Linked DNA regions of Mus musculus: region 2 is linked to region 1. The links are chromatin contacts, found by Hi-C or POLR2A ChIA-PET in ENCODE. All regions are on one chromosome and are shown on one strand. Each heading gives the region's core, a stretch centred on a gene start or an enhancer-like site at or near the end of the contact. The rest is flanking DNA. Distances are from core to core; before and after follow the strand shown.

The links. Hi-C counts contacts between places; a loop is a spot of excess contacts on that map. ChIA-PET counts read pairs that join two places held with the same protein, here RNA polymerase II (POLR2A).
Region 2: a map of heart shows a loop between it and region 1 (5-fold over the local background). The contact joins the promoter of Ppp4r3b here to the promoter of Pnpt1 in region 1. A Hi-C loop is called at or near these places in 3 of 37 maps with a recorded cell type or tissue (heart and left cerebral cortex). POLR2A ChIA-PET finds 5 or more read pairs at or near these places in 1 of 5 experiments (Patski).

Annotation. Positions count from the first base shown.
Region 1 is chr11:29,128,248-29,132,933 of GRCm38, reverse strand. It overlaps Pnpt1 (polyribonucleotide nucleotidyltransferase 1), which reads right to left and starts at 2,190. Exons shown (of 28, transcript NM_027869.2): 1 at 2,016-2,190; 2 at 29-89. The coding sequence starts at 2,176.
Region 2 is chr11:29,170,570-29,175,255 of GRCm38, reverse strand. It overlaps Ppp4r3b (protein phosphatase 4 regulatory subunit 3B), which reads right to left and starts at 2,280. Exons shown (of 16, transcript NM_134034.3): 1 at 1,809-2,280; 2 at 528-583. The coding sequence starts at 1,950.

The sequences.
Region 1 (4,686 bases), core at 941-3,440:
ATGATTAAAGCAAAAACTGGTTTCCTACCTGTATCACAGCACAGCCATCAGCAAATCTTGCCAGTTTCCCAGAGGATATTTCTAATTTTCTGTTTAAAAGGAAAAATGTAATACAAGATACCAGTACAAGTCTTTGCTAAGTAAAAATAATTGGAGAATCGAGGGGAAAAAAAGAATGAAATGCTCCCAATTGTCAGAGAAAAAAAGAGTAAGTAGGAGTTGTGACCATCAAAAGCACAAGAGATTTAAGCGCAGCTTAAAGACAATGAGAACCAAGGCAAAAGATGCATCTGGAGAAGGAAGTATGGTAGGGAGAAAACGGAATTCCTAACTATTAACTCCCATCTTATGACTCAGCTCAGTCTCTTATCGTCCCTTGCTTTGTTGGCTGTATTAACCCAACACACAAACTGTTCTCTTCCCTATTAAAATAATTTTAAAATTTCTCTATTACTTTATGGAAAAAAATACAAACTTTTGAATATTGACTACAAAGACTTTCATGTTCTGATATATAACAGTGTTTTGTACGCTAAGTTAAAAATAATAAAGACTATCTTCTGATAAATAACATTTTGAATGCTTAAAAACTTAACAAAGATGTTGAGATGGTCACATACTTCATATAAAAATAAAAACTCAAAATAGACTCATATGTCCATCCATCTTGACCCAGTTCTGACCCTCAATCTTTAGCTGAGCTCTACCCTCTGGCTTGGCCCTATGGGCCTCCAGCTGCTCTCCAAATGGGACTACCAGCTGTAGTCTCTCAGTATGTGTCTTAGCTCTTTGCCTCTAGTCTAATAAGTCTTTCAAATCTTTGAACTATGCAGCATCTTTAATATGCACAGAAATATATAGAAATACACAAATATTATTAGTGTACAAAGTATAATGTGCAATCAGAGAGTTGGTATTAGTTAGCAATTGATGGTGGAATAAAAGCATGTTTGTCAACAACCAGATTATATCAAAGGAAATTTGAACGACCTGACAAATTGCGATATCAGAACTGAAACAGTATGTTATTCAATGAATTCTAATAATGCAGAAAGTCAGAAAGATTTTGGGGGGTAGGGAGTACATGTAATTTTGATTGTTCCAAGAAAGCTATTAAGTTTATGGTGTTTACATGTAATTTTGATTGTTCCAAGAAAGCTATTAAGTTTATGGTGTTTTGTTGTTGTTGTTTACTTTGTCTCATAACAATTTACTTTTCAATATTATATTGTATAAAATACCTCCAAATACATAGTGGACCCATAGCATAGCTAGCCTCTGGGGTTTGGAAGTAGGCATTTGGGAATAAATGGAAGAGTTCTGAAGTTTCTATATGCCAAACCATGTGAGTGAATGCCTACCTAAATACTCTATGAACATAAACAAGAAGATTGATAGAATGAACAAGCAGAACACAGTGATGGGAAGAGTAATCGGATGCCAAGGGAGGACACGGGGCAGCGGCCTGCCACAAAAAGTAGAGCTTTAGGGAAAAGCTTTAAAAAAACCTATTATTTAAAATATCCACATATACACCCCCGCCGTGTGTCTTGTTAACTGAGAAATTTGCCTTTTTGACCTTTTGTTGGATGGTAACTGTACTTTCACTACAGGTTTAACAGGACTATGTGCATCTTATAACTGGCATTCATCTCCGGCTCACACCGGCCATCAGTGGACCTGGGGCACGGAACGATAACGCATTACCTAGGGTTTCCTACTTCAGAGCTCGAGGTCTCGGAAAATAGAGAAAGGATGTCTGGGGCACAGGCAATAGGACTCAGGAAGTTCACCGCAGGGCTAGGAGGAAGATGAAGAGGCAAAAGGCAGCGGCCAGCTTGGGAAAGGGAGACAGACTTTAAATCCGGAAAAAGGAAATCTCGACCTTAGGTTTGGAGTAGAGAACTTAAGAGACTTAGGCTGCTTGATTCCTACCCTGGGGGGGATTTGACTTCTGGGGCTGAATGGACAAGACAGACGCCGCGTGAAAACCGCGAACTCACACCGTTTCTCACCTGTGTCCCAGGTCTACAGTCACCGCTCTGGATCCGGTGCTGCTCCACAACGCTCGCATCTGCAAATAGCTGAGTGCCCGATTCCGCCCGGGCCGGCCGAGGGGGCCGCAGCCCAGCGGTCGGAGGCACGGGCACAAGCAGCACAGCCTGCAGGCCGCCATGACACCCAGAGCGTGGAAGGCCTGGGCAGCGCCTCATTGGCCAGCACTCCTGTGGGCGGAGTCGGACGCAGTTTCGTTTCCGTGGAGCCTGCAAACTGCCGGGAAAGCAATCCTTGCAGGCTTTCTGTAATTGCCAGAGTCAAACCACCAGAATGCGTTTCTTTCAGTCAGCTTTTATTCCCCCACCCTTATCGGTGAAAAATAAGTACTACCTTAAAAAAAATGTATAGATTTAAAGAAAGCCCTTTAATACTTCCCGCGCCGTGTGTGTGTGTGTGTGTGTGTGTGTGTGTGTGTGTGTGTGTGCGCGCGCGCGCTAGTGTTATCACGGTTTGAAAGAAAGTCTTAGAACAATGTGTTTAATAAATGTAACAGTAAATAAATACTGAACAACTCACGATTATTTGGTTCTTACCTAAAGATCTAGGTTTGTGTCTATGGAAGGCCACCTGTAATTCCAACGTTCAGAGGCTGAGAATGAATCCATGAATCATCCTGGCTTGTTAGACTTGCCTGAGGGCTCCAGGTTCAGCAAGGGACCCTACCTCAAAAAATAAGTAGAGCGCTATCAAGCAAGACACCGTACTTTAACCTCTGGCTTCCACACATTCTTAACGTACACACACACACACACACACACACACACATATATATATATATATATATATATATACACACACGCGCACGCGCACACAGGCACACACGCCCAGTCACCTGCACACACTGGTGTATCCACACACATGCAAACTCGCACACACTTAGACACAAACATAACAAAGCAAAGCAAAACAAAACAAAACAAAAAACAAGAAAAAACTTTTTTTTTTGAGAACCCCTTGAATAATTTACCATTCATTCAGTTGTAAGTTTTGGAGAGGTATATTAAAATGGGAAGGAGTCTATGTTTCCTAATGTCACTCTAAAATAATTAGAATAGTAGTAATTTTGAGTCATAAATCAAAAGGAAATAAAAGCATTGATGTTATTCGACGCGTTCTCACGACCGGCCAGGAAGAACACCACAGACCAGAATCTTCTGCGGCAAAGCTTTATTCTTACATCTTCAGGAAAAGAGAGCAAGAAGCAAGAGAGAGAGAAAACGAAAACCCCGTCCCTCTTAAGGAGCATTCTCCTTCGCCTCGGACGTGTCACTCCTTGATTGGCTGCAGCCCATCGGCCGAGTTGACGTCACGGGGAAGGCAGAGCACAAGTAGTCATAAGATACCCTTGGCACATGCGCAGATTATTTGTTTACCACTTAGAACACAGGATGTCAGCGCCATCTTGTAACGGCGAATGTGGGGGCGGCTCCCAACATCTCCCCCTTTTTCTTTTAATAAGAGCAAATAGGCCACCCATATTAATGAGAGTGGAGATAGAGGTCAAATCCCCAGTGTGTAGGTAAAGGAGCCATGTACAGGATTAGCTCTTAGGCTTACAGGCTTTTACCCAGAGCAACCCTGACCTGCTCCCGTGTCGTTTTGCCTGGGGGAAGGGAACTAGGACACTGAACCTTCATGAAAGATGACATGTCTCCCTAGAATAGGCTCATATATGCCGCAGAGCCTTTCCATTGCAGTGCTTAGCCTTGCAACTCTCTCGGGCTGCTGAAGCACACTCACTCTATCCCGTGCAATGAGTCTAGCCTCATGGGATATAAGAGCTGAGTGGCCAGCGACCTATTGCCTAAGCATAGATAACCATATATCAGGGGGAGCTCCATGTTCTAGTCCTGCAAGCGCCTGGGCAATAACCACCTTGTCTCTCCTAGTTTAGGCCTTAAGCTTACAGACCAATCAAAGAAGCAACACTAATCCACAGCAAAGTGTATCTCCAAATAATATTAATCCCACCCATTTTTTAAAGAAAGAAAATGCTGAGGAGATCCAATTGGGTAATCCTTTGGTCAGGGACAGGTCCAAGCGCGTGGAGTTGACCTGAATGATGGCAAGCCTCGAAGGGTCTGTTCAAATTCAGCCATCCAATTCTGTAACATATACTGAAAAAGACTTTTTGACAAATTAGCTGCCCTAGTAAATTTAACATACTGAATGGAAATAACACACAATCCCGGAAACTTTTGTTCACATCCCTGCTGAGTTATTTGTCATAATACATCTAGTTGTATCTGGACAAGATCTATGAGTTGATTAACCAGCATGAGACCTCCCTGTATCTTGACATTAGCTGAGGCCTGTTCATCTATGACTGTAGTCACTGAGGCTGACAAAGTGTTAATGGTGTCAGTCATCTGGACCTGTCCAGACAGAGCCAAGGCTGTCTGAATTAAGGCCAAACCCAGTTCCCAGTTAGTGGTAAAAAAGCAGGAGAATACTTGAGCATTATACATCACCGTCATTGGGAGTGGAAATGTCGACATTATCCCCCAACGCTGCTCTCTCTTTATTATTGACGCCCTGGACATCACCAAGACGAGGGACATTAGTATTTCCTTGGTCAGTCTGGATTTTTCGGGTGAGTCTTTCTGGTATCCAAAATGGGTTGTTTTC
Region 2 (4,686 bases), core at 1,031-3,530, 42 kb before region 1:
GCTGCATAATTACCGATGTGTATATTTATTAAGTACCCATTTATTATTTTAAAATATGCATACAATTAGAAGCAGACTTAAATACTACTTAAAAAATTCTTCTCCTTGGTCAAAGGATTTAACTTCATACCACAAACAGGCTCTCCTTGCTTTAAAAACATCTCTTTGAATTATTTCTTAATGGTAGTAAGTGAACACTCTGAATTTTCTTTTAAGCCATTTCTTTCAAATGTGACTTAGAACAAAAGGTTTAGTGCATATAGAACAGACCTGGCTTACTTTAAAGATCAAAGAATACATTGTATTGCAATACAAACAGTGGCTCAATTAAAAACCAACATTAAATCACCAATATAAAAACTGCTTTTCAGTCTGAAACTCTCAAACTGAAGGAAAATATATATGGTTCCTAATTTTAGTTACCAAACTTTTTTTCTTGTCTGGAAAATATTCCCATCTTTGTCACATAAATAATACATCCTGGATCACAGATGAAGTTTTCAAATTAAAGATAAACAACTACTTGCCTGCTGTTTCTGATATGCAGTGTTTGGATTTATCTTTGACTCTAAGAGTAGCGATCCTGAAAGAGTAAAAAAAAAAAAAGTCTGAAATTATAAAACCTTCAGTAGCACACATCTAGTAAGCATTTCATGTCTTCTCACCAGATGAACATCTGAAGCTACAAATGTATTTTAATTCATATTTTCTAAATAAAGACTACATGGTTAACTTAGACTGTTTCATCCTACCTCCATATGTCCTCAGAAGGAAGGAAATGTGAAATCAATATTCAGACTATGAGGTAACTAAAACCTTTAAGGTCTAATTGACCATTTGAAGACTAAACTTTAACAAAAGCTGTTTCACTGAATTTCCTGTCTAACAAAACAAATTACAAGGACCCCAGAGAGACTTACCATACAAATGATATTTATCCTTTTCCTTTGACAAACCCTCCTCTTCATAATGTAGAAATAAATGCCTCTTAACTCCTAATGAGGGACTCTGCACTAGTACAACATTTGCCCAAAATGATCTAAGATTGCTATTCTTTTATTTCTTGAATGCATTAGCTGTTCCAGTTGGGCAGCTCTTGAGTATATATAAGTAGTAGCTTTTTTATTATGGCTGTCAGTTTTTAATATTAAAATGGTTTCTATGAATTCTGCAATCAACAAATACAACTTCACAGTCCGCTTTAGTTTTCTAACTTGCCGAGATTGTGGAACCCACTTTTTCACTCCCTACAACGGCAGCCTTGGAGGGATCAATCAATAAATATGTACGTGCTTGTGTGTTTCGTGGCAACAGTCTGTAGTAACTCCAAGAGAAAGTCCGTTTTAGTTTTCCCCAGCACCTGGCGATTGGAACAACTGAAACTTGTTTTTAAGGCAGAGTTTCTCTAAACCTTTTATGCTACATAGGTACAACCGACAGGACTGTACCTAAAGCGGCTCGGGAGTCGGGGGTCATCTCATGGGCGATATTCCTACCTGGTCTTCTACTGACTTCCCACTCATACATTCTAAACCTCAACTACCGGGTTGGGATGGGGGGGTGGGGGGGGGGGGAGAAGGAGTCAAATCCTCAATAGGGATGGAGGCGGAGAACTGCGAGTTCACGTCTGACAGAGAGTAAATCCAGGCCCAGCAGTTTGTTTTTATCGTAAAGAAGGGCAGGCTCAAGACCAATGCGCTGTCCCTAGTGGTGCTAGTCAGAATACAGTACCGGAGCGCAGCGCTTAACCCTCAGGTTGTGCCGCAACCGATGCACTATCCCCTACCCCACCGTTCCAATACCCTTACCGTCGGACTCGGCACGAACCAGCAGCGACATCCCCTTGAGCTCCTCTACGTAAGTGGAGGAGACGTGCCCGGTGCCTCGGTCGTCCCATTGCCGGTCTTCGTTAAGGGTATAGACCTTCACTCGCCTCCGTGTATCCGACATGGTGGCTTCTGGCCCCACCGTTCCAGCCGCCACCTCCTCGCTCACCTCGCCGGTATCCCTCACTCTTGAGAGCCGGTAGTGGCGGCAGCGGCGGTGGTGGCAGCGACTCTGGAGAGGCCCGAGTTTACCATGGCTCTAAAGGTTTAGCCGCGAGAAGGGGTGACCAGAGCCACCGAGAGCCCTCCGCTCGTGGTCTCCGCTACCCCTCCCTTCACCGCGGCGCACAACCACTCTCCCTTCCTTTTGCGTCCCGGAGCTCGCTCGCTCTCCCGCTGCCGCCGCCCGCCGCGGTTACTACTACAGATCCGCCATCTTGTAACCCGACTCTCTGCCTTTCTCTTCCTCTTCCAGCAGGTTCGTACGGGCTGCCCTAGCAGGGGCTACGGCGGCCGACGAGCCCAACGCACAGTACCTTTACCTCCGAACACACTTCCGGAGAGTCAGACCTCGGCGATCTCGCGAGGAGTGCGCCGCCGAGGTGAGCCGGCCAAGGAGGGACTTCCTCCTCTTTCGGCCCCGCTTCCTGATTCGGGAATCTCAGTTGGGCGGGGAAGTCCCGCGAGCTTTTCTACCTGCGCCGGGAGGAAGCGTGTGTAGAAGGTTGCCTTGGCGATGGAGTTGCCGAGTTGTTCTTCGGGATTTGTAGGGCTGATGTTGGTCATGTGGCGGGTTGTCAACTCTGGACTTGCTCTCAGCAGAACAGAGCCAGGCTGAGAAGTCCGAATGCGTGCACAGGACTAGAGTGAAGCCAAGTGTAGGGACTCAGGCTGACAGCCCGAAAAGGACTGAGACGGGGTGAGGGTGTTCGAGTCATTCGTGAAGACGATGGGAGGTCGAGCCTTCACCCACTAAAATCCGTTATAGAATCTGCGAGGCTTCTGCCGGGAAGGTGTTCCATGGCCACGATGAGCAGTGGGCGATCTAATGTTCCACAAACGCGTTGACAGTTCCTATTTCCCGCCGAAGCGTTCTTCCGTTAGCCGGGTACCACGGACCATTAAAAGGTTCAGAGAGACCGGCGGCAGCGACGAGGCAAGCACAGGCGTACAGCCTCACAATCCTCGGGGAGCTCTCAGCTTCATGTGCCGCAAGAACGGTTTCCAGCGTGAAGTTAACGTCGCTCAGAGCGTGACGCTCGCCCGAAGGCATCCGCTCCCAGCGTAGTTCTGCCGCCTCTCCGTTCTCTTATATGGTCCCTCAACTCTTGGCTCTAACCTGAAAGGTGAACACGGGGCAGGTGCACATGTTGATCCCGCGGTGTATTTCGGGAGTTGTAGTCATCACCATGCTTGTCAAAGTGTGCTTATGATTTGACGAGGTTAGGCGGCAACTCATGTTTAAAAGGGTGTCTTATGTACATAGTCGCTTGATTGAAAAGGATTTCAAAATTTGAACTATCATTGCGATTCTTTAAATGTATGAGGGACCAAGAAAATTAGCCTGGTCTGCTGTCATTTGCCTGTAACGACTGCATATGGAAATTGCAGCCTATGGTATGTAACAGGATTCTGCCTATGATAAAAGGACGTGAATCACTATACATAAGTCCCTGATAATCTGTGACTGATATGGACAAAATGTACTTTGAACCAGGGAAAATATGACTTGTTTGGGGAAGGCCATAGAAAGCTTTCCAGAGTCAGTGTTTTAGCCCAATGTTAGAGGACACCCAAGGATTTGTCTAAGCATCCTTTTCATTGCCCACTCTAAAGGAGAAAAGAACGTTGGCAAGAGCACTGGATAGATCCTGGAAGCCCACTCAGCCTTTAGGACAGAAATTTCAGGTGCCCAGAGCATTCTCTGTAGAATGTTTTGGTCAGGGTCCATCCAGCTTATGCTGTAGTCTGGAAGCATCACTGTGCCATAGCCATACCTTCCCCCAGAGTCTTTTACAAGGAAACTACAACTCCAAAAGGTTGTAGCCCAAATGAGCCCCTGATGTCCTTGATCTTTACAAGTAATACCTTTATATGTGAAAAAATTAAAATGGCAAAGAACTTCTGCAATGCAAGGTAAGTCTCTTCAGCTCCCGCTTCCCGCTATTCTCCAGAAAACAGTGACTATATCACTCCCCACTAGATCCCCTCTCATTCTCACTGTGTGTGAGGTTAGACTGGGGGCAGTTCCTTGGTGTGTGTCCTATACATTTGTACATTTGATTTAATGCTGCTATCATCATCTAAAAATGTTAAGTAATTTTTGAACATTGTTTTCTTTCCACTAGGTTTTATGCTGTATTTTGTTTTAGAAATAGTTTAGCATGTGCAAATGTGTGTGTAAATATACTGTAGTTGTCTTTTGATGATTTAAATGACTGTTTCCAGGACTCAAATCCATCCCAATATCTGTATGATGAAGTCTTTCATATAAAATGGCATATGTTTTGCTTATAACCTATAAGGTCCTGCAGAATAATTTGTATCATTTTTGGATTATATTACTATAATACTTTATATAGTTATATTACAATACAAATGCCACACATTTTTAAAAAAGATTTTTATTGCGTGTGTTTTTGTATGTGTGTGGTTACCAGAAGGTTTTGGATGCTCTAGAACCAGAGTTATAGTTGTGAATAGCCAGATGGGTTCTCCACCAGAATTCTTTAACTGCTGAAACATCTCATCACTGCCATAGAAGCTTTTAAAAAATGAGATTTATTCATTTGGTGAAGGGAGGGGCTGTGCTACAACATAGTGTAGAAGTCAGTCCTAGAAGTCAAAGTCAGGTTGTCAG